2 separate regions of the Homo sapiens genome follow, and region 2 is linked to region 1. The links are chromatin loops, found by intact Hi-C in ENCODE. Cell type or tissue: gastrocnemius medialis. All regions are shown on one strand.

Region 1 (8,000 bases):
CTATTCAAAATGTGCCACACTAAGTTTGTTGTAAATTTAATTCAGTTATAACAGCTGGATCTATGCTGGGCCATTTGCTCACAATCAAAACAAAAAAAAGGACACCCTTCCTCCCCATTCCAGGAAGAAGAGAAATGGTATCGCTAACATGCCTCATGTTACAGTCTCCTGAGTTGTCCAGCTCCCCATTTGCACTTTTCTATATTACTCTGTGCTACTCACAAACCTCTCAGCTCCGTGGATCCCATAAATTCCCAGGTTTGCTCAAGGGCCCGGACTGGGCAAAGGGAAATAGGTCCCTCTGGGCAAACAATGATGTGGCTTAACTGCGCTGACAAATGCTGATCAAATGGCTGGCATTCCCCAGTGGGAAGGGAAGGCAAAGAAAGGGAAGCAGGCAGCAAGCAGGTGGGTGAGAAGGAAGTTGTTTGCACTTGAAATGGTCGGTGACAAGATATTCCCATAAACCACCAGATGTCATTCAGATCTACTGTCATCCTAAAAAATGGCAGCTCCAGAGCCTGCCTGTTTCAGCAGCGAGGTTTCACATCTGGGTCAGCCACTAGGCTGGATGTCAAAACACAAGGAAACATGATAACTCGGGGAGTGTAGTCATATGTTTGCTGACTGATAATCATAGGGTCCCAAAACAACAGGCTTGGAAGGAGTCTAGTCCCCCACACCCAGCAGGGAGTATTCGGTCATAGGGTTAAGACAAAACCATGCACAAGAACTCACCATGTGGATTCCCCACTCCCAACTCCACTCCCACTCACAAATATCTTAGACATACTCTGCCAGGGCACGGAGGCGTATCCCAGTGTCCCATCGAAGCAAAACTATCATGGGCCTCCTACTGCCCTAAGAGTGAAATCCAAACCCATGACCAGGGCCTGCAAAGCCTGGCAAACCTCTCCTGGTGCTGCTGCCCCCTTGTTCACCTGACTCAGCCCCTCTGGGCTCCTTTCCACCCCTTTTCCCTTTCTCAGAGCCTCTGCACATGACGTTCCCTCCGCCTATACACCTCTGACACCACCTATCCTCACAAACAGCCCCAGTTCTGCACACATGTCCCAGGGCCTTCCACTCCTTCAGTCACCCAGCTAATGCTATGGAGGCCTGCAGTGCCCAGGCACAGCAGTGAACAGCAAAGCCCTGCCCTCGTGGAGCTTACATTCAAGTTGGAGGAGACTGGAAATAAACAAATAAACCAGGAAAGAGTAAAATATTCTGTCAGTTGGTGTTAAGTACTGTGGAGATGAAAGCACAGCAAGGAGTGAAGGGGGTAAGCAAGGGTGAGGGAGGGGGGTATTACTTCCTTATCAAAAGATCTTTCCCGAGGTTCTCTCTCTTAGCCTTCATCTATTTCCTTCCTAATGCCCATCACAATGTGTAACTTTCTATTGTATGGGTTTGTTTGTTGTTATTTTTAATCTGTTATCCCCACTAGTATGTAAAGTCCATGTACGTAGGAACTACTGCTGCCTTCTTTTCCATGTTTCCCAGCACTTATGGCTGGACTAGTAGGTCCTTGATAAATTTGTTGGATGAATGGAGGAAGGAAGGCAGGAAGGAATTGAGGGAGGGAGGGAAAAAGGGAGATGGGGAGGGAGGGAGAGGCTGAGAACTACAGGGAGAAGCAAAGAAATCAGAGAGCCAAGGACAGGACAAGGTGAGTGGGAAGATGGTCTTGGTGGACAGCCCTCAGAGAGCGGTATGTGCAGGCGCATGCACGTGTGTGTGTGTGTTTGTGTACGCATGTGTGTGTGTGTGCATGTGTGTGTATTGATGGAAGGGTAGGAAATGCAAGTGGAGGTTGCCCTAGGTCCATTTAAAGAGTTTGAAATAGAATAAATAGCAACTGAAGAGTTGTCTCACTCCCCTAAAAGGAGGAAACATGCTCAGAGTGATTAAATATGCTATCCAAGGTTGCACAGCCTGAGGGGGTGAGAACCAGGAAAGTTTGCCCTCCACAAACTGGAGCTGAAACACTGCCCTTGGAAGGGAGTGAGAACAGGGGCAAGTGTTGGCCTGAGTACTCAGTGCTGCTGCCTTTGGGATGTCCAGGTTCTTCAAGAGATTTTAGTGGTTGAGAAGGAAGTGACCTTGGTGAGGTTAAGTGAAATGGGCATTTCATAAATTGCTGGTGCCAACAGAAATTGATAACACTTTGAGAAGGCAGTTAGGCACCGAGCATTAGGAATTTCAAATGCTGACTGACTTTGAAATTTTACTTTAGGTATTGTAAGGGAATACTTCAAAACATGAAAAAACTTTATGCCCAAAGATATCCAGATATTTATAGCAAAATTATTCATAATTTGCAAGAAGCTAAACCACCTAAAATGTCTAAATATCCAACAATAGAAGATTAGTAAGCGAGAATATATCTACTTGATGGAATAGTATGCAGTTATTAAAAATAAAGTATATGAAGATTGGGTAAAAGTGAAAATACTTAACACAATGTTAAGTAAAAAGAATTGAGATTAATATTTTTACATGATATGATCTATAACATTATATTTGCATAATTATTATATCTATGTAAAATAGAAAACACAGTGTAGACTGGGAGCGGTGGCTCAGCCTGTAATTCTAGCACTTTGGGAGACTGAGGCGGGTGGATCAGCTGAGGTCAGGAGTTCCGAGACAAGCCTGGCCAACATGGTGAAACCCAGTCTGTACTAAAAATACAAAAATTAGCCAGGCGTGGTGGTACTTGCCTGTAATCCCAGCTACTCGGGAGGCTGAGGCAGGAGAATTGCTTATCCCTGGAGGCAGAGGTTGCAGTGATCTGGGATCACGCCACTGCACTCCAGCCTGGGCGACAGAGTGAGACTCTGTCTCAAAAAAAAAAAAAGTGATTAAAGCAAAATTAAGAGGAGATGTTTCTAGCACACCATAAAAAATACCATTTTTGTCAATTAAAAACAAATTTTAATAAAGAAAATATTTTTAAAATATAAATAATGGTCAATCTAAATTCTCTTTGACCACTCTTTATTGAGCTGTGTGCCATGAGCCAGGCACTGGGCTAAGCACTGAGGTTAGAAAGATGCCGTCACAAAGAAGCACTAAAATACTGCATGATGAGCTACATGACAAGAGAAATGTATGGGTTTTTGAAGCACACAAGAGGACCTCCAAACTCAGATTTGGTAGAGAAAAGGGGAAGGACAGTCAGGAAAAGTTTTTTAGGGGAAATACTATCTAAATGCTGAATCAAAGAGAAAATGTATGAAAAAACAGATGAACACAGACAAGGAAACAGAGTAAAAGAGAGAAAGAATAGACCCAAGAAAGGTCGCGAGGTTTCCAAGCAGAGTGAACCTGAGAAGGTGCAGCTTGTTTGAAGAATTGAGGGAAATTCCATTTGGCACAAGCGTAATATTATGGGGGGTCGGGGTGGGGCTAGGAAGCTGAAGACATAAGCAGAACCAATCCTGTGGAGCAGTTTGGACACTAAAGGCAACAGGAAGCCTTTGAAGTGTTTTCAGATCTGTGCTTTAGAAAGATCTCTTCCTGGCACCGTGACTGGATTGGATGCAAGGCTGGAGAGAATGGTGCAGGTTTAAAGCTATGTGATAATCCAGGAGAAAGAGAAGGGTGGATTTGTGTTTGGGTAAAGGGACTGTGGGTAGTTTTTCTTTTGTTTTTTTCTTTTTTTTTTTTTTTTTGAGACGGAGTCTCGCTCTATCGCCCAGGCTGGAGTGCAGTGGCGAGATCTCCGCTCACTGCAAGCTCCGCCTCCCAGGTTCACGCCATTCTCCTGCCTCAGCCTCCCGAGTAGCTGGGACTACAGGCGCCCGCCACCACGCCCAGCTAATTTTTTTGTATTTTTTTTTTTTGTAGTAGAGACGGGGTTTCACCGTACTAGCCAGGATGGTCTCGATCTCCTGACCTCATGATCCGCCCGCCTCGGCCTCCCAAAGTGCTGGGATTACAGGTGTGAGCCACCACGCCCGGCGGACTGTGGGTAGTTTTTCTACCTTCATATTTTCTAGCATTTCCAAACTTTGTTTAATGACCATGTGTTATTTTCATAATGGGAAAAAAAAAACATGGTTTAAGGAAGATGAGCCTTATAGTGTTCTGCCTGAAAGTCCCTCAGAGCCTTTGGGACTTGCTAAGCCAGAGGCCTCTGTGTCTGTACAAGAACTCACACCCACGTGCTGACCTATAATGTCCCAGGTTCTGCCCACAGTCTACACTGAGAGGGTGTAATTTTCCATAGGCCAGGGACTCAAGTAAAAGCAGAAGTTGGCAGATGTAACAGCAACTGAGTGGGAAGAGAGAAGAGAGATGGCCTCCAACTCATACATAAAATCCAAGCGTTCATTCATTCATTTATCTATTCACCAATATTAAGCACCCACTGTGTAGGAGGCACTGTTCTAGGCGCTGCAGATACAGAAGTAAACAAAATGACAAAGTCCTAGTTACACATTCTAGGAAATAAGATAGACCATCTATGAATTAAGATTCAGCTAACTGTACTCCCTCCCTCATTTGAAGAAGTAGAGCCGCATGCCATACTGCTATTTACTGACAAGAGTGGTTTAGGAAACTTTGCGAAGTAATTACAGGTTTGATGACTCATAGCCATACTAAATGTGGCACCTGTAAACAGATACCTATGCGTGCCATGGTGTTTGTGACTGGGTTGGCTGGGTTGGGTATCACTGTTTCTAGAACAGGGCTTTCAGTATCGATTTCATATGTACCTATGTACACTTACAAATGTAACTCAAACTTCGCCTGATCTGGCCAGCCAGTGAGTACAAATGAGCTTACGCTAAAATAACAGCACACATTTCAGTAATGTGTTCTGCCAACCACATAAATGGAGACCTTTGCAATCTTTTCTCCCATGCTTGTATTTGGGAGCATCCAAGGGCATCTCGTGTGTTCACAAACACGCTTCTTATTTATGTTCTAGCAACCCAGCTACAGAAATAGCCATTTGGAGCAGCTTCTCAGCCCAGCCCTTCGTAGGCATTCTGTTTTCTTGCCCAGGAAGCGGTTTAAGAAATCCCCCAAACTACAGCTCTGGGGACAGAAAAACTCTCTTCTGTGGAGAAAGTATCCCTTTCCCCTAACACTGTGGAAAGACCGAGCTGAGCCAGTTCAGGTCAAGTGTTAGGACTCTGTAAGCACTAGCTCTAGAAGCAACTAACAATGTCTGGGTTTACCCTGAGCAATGTTGCTTGTGAATCTTTGTCTCAGGGAGTTTCTTGTAAAAATCAGCACCTTCAGCTTCCGCCTGCAGACCCCTCTCTGCTGAGCACAAACCTAGTCCACAGGCTGGTCTGGGGAGCAGCCTCATGGTGCCTTCTCCACATTCTCAGCTCCAAGCCCCAGGCACAAATCTCCCCTCGGGTCACCAGACAGGCCTGGGCATGGCTAAATCTCAATTAAAGGCAAACAGGATGCGGAAAAATCAGTTTTAAAAAGATCAGGCAAGGTTTAGGAGAATATGAGGGCAGAAAAATCCATCCCATACCACTGAGAAAGGAGGAATTTACAGAGAAGAGAGCAGGCTGGAAACAGCATTAAGCCACTCAGGACACAGTGAATCAGAATGCAAATGGACCGACCCAAATAGGTACCTCCTCCCCATGCTGCTGGGTCCACTCTGTCTCACACATAACCCTCTGTCTTAGAACTGCTATAGAGGACAGAAGGCCTCAGAGAACCAGGAATGGAAGACAGAAGAGAGATTGCCAGGAACCATTTCTAAATTTTAATTCTGTAAGTTATAATCCAAGTTTTCTTTGATAGCAAGTTTTCCCCTGGAGAGACAGGTTAAGGGACCTTTCAGATGACACCTTCTGTCCCTTTCTCAGCGCTAGAAGGTCAGTTCAGGAACCTACTGTTAGTTCCAATGCCCTTGATTGAAGTTAGCAATTTACAGAAATAGACTCAAATCCCCCTTCAAGCTGGAGATCCTGGAGAGAATGCCCAGAGACAGAATGGGCCATCTCCAAGGCCAACTCAAATGCTGCCTGCTCCATGAAGCCCATCTGGAGCTCTCACTTTCAGATCCATACTCCTTCATCTTTTTCTCCTTCTTATTAAGCTCTAGGAGATGTTGTTTTTGGCTCCCTTCACCCTCTGGTGTAGTGATTAACCTCTCCTGTGGCAGATGGCAGACCTCATTGCAGCATCCCTGCAGCCCCATGCAAAGCCTCCCTCCTGTAACAGACACTCAGTAGGCAATTATCGAGTCAAGTATGGTCCCAGAGAATTACTTATGAAGATGACTCCTGCAAAAGTGGTGAGGGATTTTCTGGCACTGTCTTTTCTGAAGTCCCTGCTAGCACATGTTATTGTAATTGTCAGGATGTTCTCCAAAAGGGATAATGGCCTATCCAGAGCTGATACCCAGCCAGTTCAAATCTCTGCTGCATAAAGGCCTACACCTGTTCTGATTAGCCAGGGCCTTCTCCTTGGCCACTCCCACACACTCCTATGGTCTAGGTTCTCTGGACTCCTCACTGCCTTTGCATACTCTCTTCCTTCTTCCCCCATTAGGCAGCCCATATGCATCCTTTGAAGCCCAGCTTAACAGTGGCCTCCTGTGTGGAATCCCTCTGGCCTCTCCTCCCAGCGGAGGGAACACTCTTTCCTCTATGTTCCCTAGCACCCTGCACACTCCCATACAGCCCTTCTTCTATGCTGAGATTGTTTTTGTTCCCAGCCCCCCATCTTATGTGAGCTTACGTTTGACTCGTCTTGGCAGATCCAGCAAAACACATTGCCTGGCAGAAGCAGGAACTCAACAAATGTTTCTTGAATGAATGAATGAATGAATGGGCATGACTCTTGCAAATGTTTTCTAAAAAAGATGGCAAGGAAATCCCCTGAGACACTCAAAATTAACATTCCTATTAGTTTGTTATATACAGATTCATGTCTTGCTTTTTAAATTTAAAAATAATAAGGGCTAGGATTGAGGCCTTGCTAGGTGCTGAGTGTTTTACAAGCATTGTCTTGTTAGAATCCAAACAACCACCTGAGGCAGAGATAATTTTTACTTTATTTTACAGTTGAATTAACAGAAACTGAGAAAGGTTAAGAAATGTGTTCAGATGCATATAGTTGGTAAGTGGGAGTGTGTTTGGCTTGAAAGCCTGTGCTCTCGACTGTCTCACTTTCCATCTAACACACATTACAGTCAGGACATTTTCCTATGTCATTAAGCTATTTTTAATGCCTTTATTATATAAAGGAGAAGCTTCTACACATGACTGACTGTAGTGCCTTATTATTCAAAGTGCGGTGCGCTCACCAGGCACGCTTACCACTTGGGAGCTTGTTAGAAATGCAGGATCTCAGGTTCCGTCCCAGATGTACTTACTTAATCTGAGTCTGCATTTTAGCAAGATCCTTAGTGACATGTAAGTACATTGAAGTCTGAGAAGCACTGGTTTCTGTCAGGAATCAGCAGACCACAGCACACAGGCCACTCTAGCTGCCCCCGGGCCCCCACTCCGTTTCTGTATTGCCCTGAAGCTAAGAATGGTTTTTACCATTTCAATGGTTGATAATTTTTCAGAAAAGGAATACTATTTTGCAACATGTGGAAATTATATGAAATTCACATTTCAATGTCCATAAATGAAGTTTTATTGAAACAAGTTCATTTATTCACATACTGTCTATGGTTTCTTTTGTGCTACAACAGCAGACTTGAGTAGTTATAATGGACTGTGTGGCCCACAAAGATATTTACTATCTGGTTATTTATGGGAAAAGTTGGCCGACCCCTTTCTAACTCTATCCCTCATCTGTCACCCACAGCTCTATGGTTCAGAATGCAAGTGGAAAAAAGGGCAACCGTCATGTCGGAAGACTAAGAGGGAAAGAGCATCCCAGTGAGACCCAGATTTCAGCTGAGGCCTGAAGGCTGAGGGAATCTACCATGGGGTAAAAGTCCAGAGCGTAGAGGAAATGGGGGTGAACATGAGGTGTGGTAAGGCAGGGGTTAGGAGGCA
Region 2 (8,000 bases), 67 kb after region 1:
CAGCTATGTAATTGCATAGTGTTAGAAACAAGAGAGGTGAGTGGTGTGGAATATAGGTTTAAAAGAAAAGGAAGGTTCTGAGTGTATACTCAAAATAATTGAAAGCAGGGTCTCAAGGAGATATTTGTATACCCGTGTTCATAGCAGCACTATTCACAACAGCGAAAAGGTGGAAGCAGCCCAAGTGTCAATTGACAAATGAATGGAAAAGCAAATGTGATATATATGTACAATGAAATATTACTCACCCTTAAAAAGGAAGGAGATTTTGACATGATACATGCTACAACATGGATGAAACTGGAGGACATTAAGCTAACTGAAATAAGCAAATCACAAAAAGATACTGTATGATTCCACTGATGTGAGGTACCTGGAATAGTCAAATTCATAGAGACAGAAAGTAGAATAGTGGTAGCCAAGAGCTGGACAGTTATCGTTAATGAGCACAGAGTTTCAGTTGGGAAAAATGAAAAATTTCTGGAGGGGGATGACAGCAATGGGTAACAGCAATGTAAATGTAATTAATGCCACAGAACTGCACACTTAAAAATGATTACAATGGTAAATGTTATGAGTATTTTACCACAATAAAAAAAAATTTTTAAGGAAAAAAAAAAGAAAAAGAACTTGAATGTAACATCCCCACTTCACAAACTTAGCACCCCCGTCTTCCACTACCACCACAACCACCACCCACAAAGTCCTCTAAAAGTCTGCTTATTAAGGGGAAAAGAAGGAATCAAAATTGGGAAAGAGCCTTCCAAACTCTTCCAAGATCTGAGCAGCTTCTTTTAGTCATTCTGTTCTCTTTTTTATTTTTCACAATAAATATGGAGTGCTTTTTGTTTTTTGTTTTTTAGACAGAGTCTTGCTGTGTTGCCCAGGCTGGACTGCAGTGGCACGATCTTGGCTCACTGCAGCCTCCACTTCCCAGGTGCAAGTGATTCTCCTGCCCTAGCCTCCCAAGTAGCTGGGATTACAGGCGTACCATCAGATCCAGCCAATTTTTGTATTTTTAGTAAATATGGGGTTTCACCATGTTTGTCAGGCTGGTCTCGAACTCCTGGCCTCAGGCAATCTGCCTGCCTTGGCCTCCCAAAATGCTGGGATTACAGACATGAGCCACTGCACCTGGCCAATAAATATGTATTATATTTGTAATCAGGGGGAGGACAAGGAAAGAATATTATGGCAAAGGAAGAAGTGGCATAAATTCGTCTTCATCTCTGGCCTGAGGTCAAGGCAATTCTTCCCTCAGCCTCACGAGGCTTGAGTTTTTGCTCAGAAGCATGAAATATCATTACCTTTACCTTTCATAGCCCCAGTTTAGGATAAACTCTGGGTCAGCAGTTACATGACTGACCTGAAATGATTTCACTCTGCGGCTGGCAGCGCCAGACTCAGGAGTGACAAACTGAAGTAAATGACTGTGTGAGCAGCTTCTGGTGAGACCAAATAGAAGAACTGCAGCAGATAACTTACTCTTTTTCATTGTTTCTGATTAGATCTTTTCACATTTTGCTTTTGTTTTTGTTTTTTTCTTGGAAAAGACAAGGGTGTCTCATGGAGGCTTTAGGGAAATGGCTGAATTTTAAGGAAATCGAATTGGCTCCCATGATTATCTCAAAGGAGCTGTGGTCGTAAAAGTTAATTAAATTAGATTCATTTGCATATTCAAGACCATTCCCTTCCTTCACTTTAAAGGCAGAGAAAGAAAATGTGTCCCAGCCTCCTCACTGGGATTATGACACACAACATGTCCAGATCACTCTGTTTGTATGCTGGAACTTAGTCGGACTAGCAGGCTATTTTTTAAATCCTTTTTCCTAGCTTGTATTCTCCACATTTTAAGGTAAGTGTCAATACAAACGTTAAATTAGTATGCATTGCAGTTCTTGCTTTGAAATATAGAATAAATCCTTTAGAGAAAGAGATTGCCGTGCTTAAAGACTGAGGTAATTTTCTAAACAAAAGGTGAATTCAGAACACTAAGTAGAAGATGAACTAGCAACATTTACAGCCACAAGACTGTGTAGAAGCATTTTGCATTTGTGTATGTATTGGCAACAACGGCATCTATAGCTTTATTTATTATGGGTCAGAGGAACGGAACGATTGGACCCTAAGAGGATGTCTAGTCTACCCTGCTGCCTGGAGTAGGCCTAAAATAACCGGCTAAAATGGAACTCTGGCCTGTTTTCTGAAGCCGCTAGGGAAGGTGTTTCCACAACCTTCCTCTGTTATGTGACCCATTTTTAACAATCTTTAATATCATACCAGAAAACATTGCCTTATATCCAACCTATATCCCCTCTGCTATTGATTTACTGTTTACTCTCACATGCATACAATGCAAATGTGAGCAGTCGCACTCAGCCCCTCCACCCTGCTCATTTGCATATTTCTTTGGAGTATCAACTAATGCCTACAGATTAAAGGGAGTGTCTACCCTACTTCCTTCAGCCACACATGCCTGTTAATACAAGTAAGGCTATATCATTATCTTCATTCTTCCATAAGAAGACAGGGTTAATTTATTTTTTTTCTTTAATGAACACAAATGTGCCAGACAGACCCTATGCTAGGTTCTTGGGAAACAGTGGCGGACAGGGCAGACCAAGATCCTGCCCTCACGTGTGGAACTCAGACATAATACAAATAATTACCAGTATGATGAAGACTACAAAGAAGTATAGGTTACTAAGAAATTACACAATAGGCTGAGCTAACATAGGCTGGGAGGATAGGAAAGCTTTCTAAACAAAGCTATGTTTCACCTGAAACCTGAAGAATAGGAAATATCAAAGTAGAGAAGGGAATTCAAGGTAGAAGGAACAGCATATGAATGGCCCCTATCATGAGAGTGTGGCCTGTTTGAGAATTGACAATGGAGTTCAGACAGCAGGACAAAAGTAGCTGTGATCAAGCTATGGAATCTTCAGACATTACTCACTGTCCACACTTGCTTGGCTGTGACTGAAACCTAATGCCTTGGTCCTGCTTTGTACAATTTTAGAACTCTGAGCAACTGGATGCTTAGCGACAAGGATTAGGCACCTGGAGTAAGAATGGACAAAAAGAGCCCTCATTTCAGTGCTCAGAAGGCCTGGAATGTTCCAGTGGCCTCAGTGAGTCAGCATGGTGTTGTGCAGCATTGGTGAGCTCGTTCCCAGAGTATTCGGGTGCTACACAGTCTTCAGCAAGTCACACTTGCAGGGTCTCCGACCTCACTTCTGTAAAGTGAGGAGGTTAGATATGGGCTTTTCTAACTCACCTTCTGGAATCAGTTAGCAACAATAGTCCCCATACAGTTCTTAAGTGGGTCACATTATTACTGAGCTAACCTACATTTGCTAGTGGGCGGAGGGGATTATTCAGACAGCCAGCAGGCCTGTCTCCAATTTGCTTTTTTGTTTTTGGGTTTTTTTTTTTTTATTTTTTTTGGTTTGGTCTTTTAGTATTTTTTTAATCATGGTAAAATATAGATGACATAAAACTTACCATTTTAACCATTTTTAAGTGTACAATTCAGTGGCATTAATTATACAATTTCAATATTGTAAGCCATTACCACTATCTATTTCTGAAAATGTTTCATTCCAATGCACTTTTTATTTTTTTTTTTGAGACAAAGTCTCACTCTGTCTCCCAGGCTGGAGTGCAGTGGCACGATCTCAGCTCACTGCAACCTCCACCTCCCAGATTCAAGCAATTCTCCTGCCTCAACCTCCCAAGTAGCTGAGATTACAGGTGTGTTCCACCATACCTGGTTAATTTTTGTATTTTTAGTAGAGACAGGGATTCACAATGTTGGCCATGCTGGTCTCAAACTCCTAACCTCAAGTGATCTGCCAGCCTCAGTCTCCCAAAGTGCTGGGATTACAAGCGTGAGCCACCGTGCCCGGCCCAATGCACTTTTAAAATAATCTGGGCAAGTTCTACGAGGATCCTCACAACTCATGAACCTGGCTTTCTATCATGATTCCTGATTTGGAACTTGAGAAATCAGGTACTGCTCTTAAAGCAAACAAGGCTTCTTACTCCCATTGTATGAAAATGAGTAAAAAGGGGAAAGATAAACTATTGAGCAAACTGCTGAGTAAATGGCAGTTAAATCCCCCTTTGCCTCTGGAGAAGTCACCTTGTTCAAGATCATAATGCTTAATAACGCTGAGACCTAAAACAGATAAAGGACACAACAAAAAAAGGAAACCACAGACCAATATCCTTCATGAACACAGATGCAAAAATCCTCAACAACATCTAGCAAACTGAATCCAACAACACATCTAAAAGATTATATGCCACAATCAAGTGAGATTCATACCAGGGATGCAAGCCTGGTTCAACATATACAAATCAATACAAGTATTACCTCACATCAACAGATGAAGTACAAAAATCACATGATCATATGAATAGATGAAGATAAAGCATTTGATAAAATTCAGCTTCACTTCGTGATAAAAACTTTAAATAAATTAGGTATGAAAAGAAAATACCTCAACGTAATAAAAACCATATATGACAAACCCACAGCTAACATTAAACTGAGCTGGAAAAATCTGAAATCTTCTCCCCTAAGAACTGGAACAAGACAAGGATGCCCACTCTTACCACTCTTATTCAATATAGTACTAAAAGGCCCAGCCAGAGCAACTGGGCAAGAGAAAGAAACAAAAGGCATCCAAACTGGAAAGGAGAAAGTAAAATTGTTCCTGTTTGTAGATATGATCGTATGTATAGAATAACCTAAAGACTCTACCGGAAACTTTTAGAGCTGATAAATGAATTCAGTAAAGTTGCAGAATGCAAAATTATGTTAGTCTGTTTTCACACTGCTGATAAAGACATACCCAAGACTGGGAAGAAAAAGAGGTATAATTGGACTTACAGTTCCACGTGGCTGGGGAGGACTTAGAATCATGGTGGGAGGCAAAAGGTCCTTCTTACACGGCGGCAGCAAGAGAAACTGAGGAAGAAGCAAAAGCAGAAACCCCTGATAAACCCACCAGATCTTGTGAGACTTATTCAATATCACGGAATAGCATGGGAAAGACTGGCCCCCATGATTCAATTACCTCCCCCTGGGTCCCTCCCATAACATGTGGGAATTCTGGGCGATACAATTCAGTTGAAATTTGAATGGGGACACAGCCAAACCATATCGTTCCGCCCCTGGCCCTTCCAAATCTCATGCCCTCACATTTCAAAACCAATCATGCCTTCCCAACAGTTCCCCAAAGTCTTAACTCATTTCAGAATTAACCCAAAAGTCCACAGTTCAAAGTCTCATCTGAGACAAGGAAAGTCCCTTCTGTCTATAAGCTTGTAAAGTCAAAAACAAGCTAGTTACTTCCTAGATACAATGGGGGTAAAAGTATTGGGTAAACACAGTTGTTCCAAATGGGAGAAATTGGCAAAAAAAAAAAAAAGGCGGGGGTGGTGTTACAGGGCCCATGCAAGTCCAAAATCCAGCAGGGCAGTCAAATTTTAAAGCTCCCAAATGATCTTCTTTGACTCCAGGTCTCATATCCAGGTCACACTGATGCAAGAGGTGGGTTACCGTGGTCTTGGGCAGCTCCTCCCCTATGGTTTTGCAGGGTACAGCCTCCCTCTCAGCTGCTTTTATAGGCTGTTGTTGAGTGTCTGTGGCTTTTCCAGGAGCACGGTGCAAGCTGTCAGTGGATTTAACATTCTGGGGTCTGGAGAAAGGTGGCCTTCTTCTCACAGTTCCACTAGGCAGTGCCCCAGTAGGAACTCTGTGTGGGGGCTCTGACCCCACATTTCCCTTCTGCACTGCCATAGCAGAGGTGCTCCATTAGGGCCCCACTCCTGCAGCAAACCTTTGCCTGGGCATCCAAGCATTTCCATACATCTTCTGAAATCTAGGCGAAGGTTCCCAACCCTCAATTCTTGACTTCTACGCATCCACAGGCTCAACACCATGTGGAAGCTACCAAGGCTTGGGGATTCCACCCTCTGAAGCCACAGCCCAAGCTATATGTTAGCCCCTTTCAGCCACAGCTGGAGTGGCTGGGACACAGGGCACAAAGTCCCTAGGCTGCACACAGCACAGGGACCCCAGGCCACTTTTTCCTTCTGGTCCTCTAGGCCTGTGATGGGAGGGACTGCCGTGAAGGTCTCTGACATGGCCTGGAGACATTTCTCCATGTTCTTGGGTATTAACATTAGGCTCCTTGCTACTTATGCAAATTTCTGCAGCTGGCTTGAATTTCTCTCCAGAAAGTGGATTTTTCTTTTCTACTGCATTGTCAGGCTGCAAATTTTCTGAACTTTCATGCTCTGTTTCCCTTTTTAAATGGAATGCTTTTAACAGCACCCAAGTCACCTTTTGAATGCTTTGCTGCTTAGGAATTTCTTCCGCCAGATACCCTAAATCATCTCTCTCAAGTTCCAAGTTCCACAGATCTCCAGGGCAGGGATAAAATGCTGCAAGTCTCTTTGCTAAAACATAACAAGAGTCACCTTTGCTCTGGTCCCCAACAAGTTCCTCATCTCCATCTGAGACCACCTCAGCCTGGACCTTATTGTTCATATCACTGTCAGCATTTTTGTCAAAGCCATTCAACAAGTCTCTAGGAGGTTCCAAACTTCCCCACATTTTCTTGTCTTCTTCTGAGCTCTCCAAACTGTTCCAACCTCTGCCTGTTACCCAGTTCCAAAGTTGCTTCCACATTTTTGAGTATCTTTTCAGCAACACCCCACTCTCGGTACCAATTTACTGTATTAGTCCATTTTCATGCTGCTGATAAAGACATACCCAAGACTGGAAAGAAAAAGAGGTTTAATTGAACTTACAGTCCCACGTGGCTGAAGAGGCCTCAGGATCATGGTGGGAGGCAAAAGGTATTTCTTACATGGCAGTGGCAAGAGAAAATGAGGAAGAAGCAAAAGCAGAAACCCCTGATAAACCCATCAGATCTCATGAGACTTATTCACTATCATGAGAATAGCATGGGAAAGACCAGCCCACGTGATTCAATTACCTCCCCCTAGGTCACTCCCGCAACATGTGGGAATTCTGGGAGATATAATTCAGCTGAGATTTGAATGGGGACACAGCCAAACCATATCAAAAATTAACATACAAAAATCAGTAGCATCTTTATATACAAACAACAAACTAGCTGAAAAATAAATCAAGAAAGCAACCTCATTTACAATAAGTACACACACATACACACACACACTCTACCTAGGAATGCATTTAATCTAGGAGGTGAAAGACATCTACAAAGAAAACTGTAAAACAGTGATGAAAGAAATTGAAGGGGACACAAAAAAATGAAAAGAAATTCCATGTTCAGAGACTGAGAAAATTAATATTGTTAAATGACTGTACTACCCAAAGAAATATACACTGCAATCCCTATTAGAACAGCAATGACATTCTTCAGTGAAATAGAAAAACACAACACTAAAATTTTTATGAGACATAAGTAATCCTAAGCCAAAGTAATCCTAAGCAAAGGAATAAAGCTGGTGGCATCATACTACCAGACTTCAAAACATACTACAAAGCTATAGTAACCAAAATGGCAAGGTACTGGTATAAAAACACACACATAGAACAATGGAACAGAATTGCTCACTGAGAACAATTCTGAGGATCCAGAAATGAATCCATGTATCTATAGCCAACTGCTTTTGACAAAGGCACCAAGAATATTCATAGGGGAAAAGACAGTCTCTACAATAAATGGTGCTGGGAAAACTGGATATCCATATGCAGAAGAATGAACCTAGACCCCCACATCTCACCTATACACAAACCAACCCTAAATGAATTAAACACCTAAAAGTAAGACCCAAAACTATAAAACTACTAGAAGAAAATAAAGAGGAAATGCTTCAGGACATTAGTCTGGGAAAAGACTTTATGAATGAGACCTCAAAAACACAAGACACAAAAGCAAAAATAAATAGAATGATATCAAACTAAAAAGCTTCTGGGTAGCGAAAAAGAAAAACAA

The links. A loop is a pair of places that touch in the nucleus more often than their neighbours do. Peaks named below come from ENCODE experiments on the same cell type or tissue, not always from the same donor. Only the 100,000 strongest peaks of a DNase experiment are listed, where the experiment ranks them.
Region 2: it touches region 1 in a loop (2.4-fold over the local background); 20 of 110 quality-filtered maps call a loop at or near these places.

Annotation. Positions count from the first base shown.
Region 1 is chr12:68,369,763-68,377,762 of GRCh38, forward strand. No RefSeq gene overlaps it. Among named protein-coding and RNA genes, the nearest start is that of MDM1, 41 kb to the left of the region's middle. RefSeq lists an enhancer at 4,398-4,527. In gastrocnemius medialis, no CTCF peak of the experiment used is centred here; DNase peaks (open chromatin) are centred at 589, 4,183 and 4,689; H3K4me3 peaks cover 1,103 bases; H3K27ac peaks cover 5,587 bases.
Region 2 is chr12:68,437,167-68,445,166 of GRCh38, forward strand. LINC02384 (long intergenic non-protein coding RNA 2384) reads right to left here. Exons shown (of 4, transcript NR_120458.1): 2 at 4,898-4,975. Among named protein-coding and RNA genes, the nearest start is that of LINC02384, 10 kb to the right of the region's middle. In gastrocnemius medialis, no CTCF peak of the experiment used is centred here; a DNase peak (open chromatin) is centred at 3,095; H3K27ac peaks cover 2,026 bases.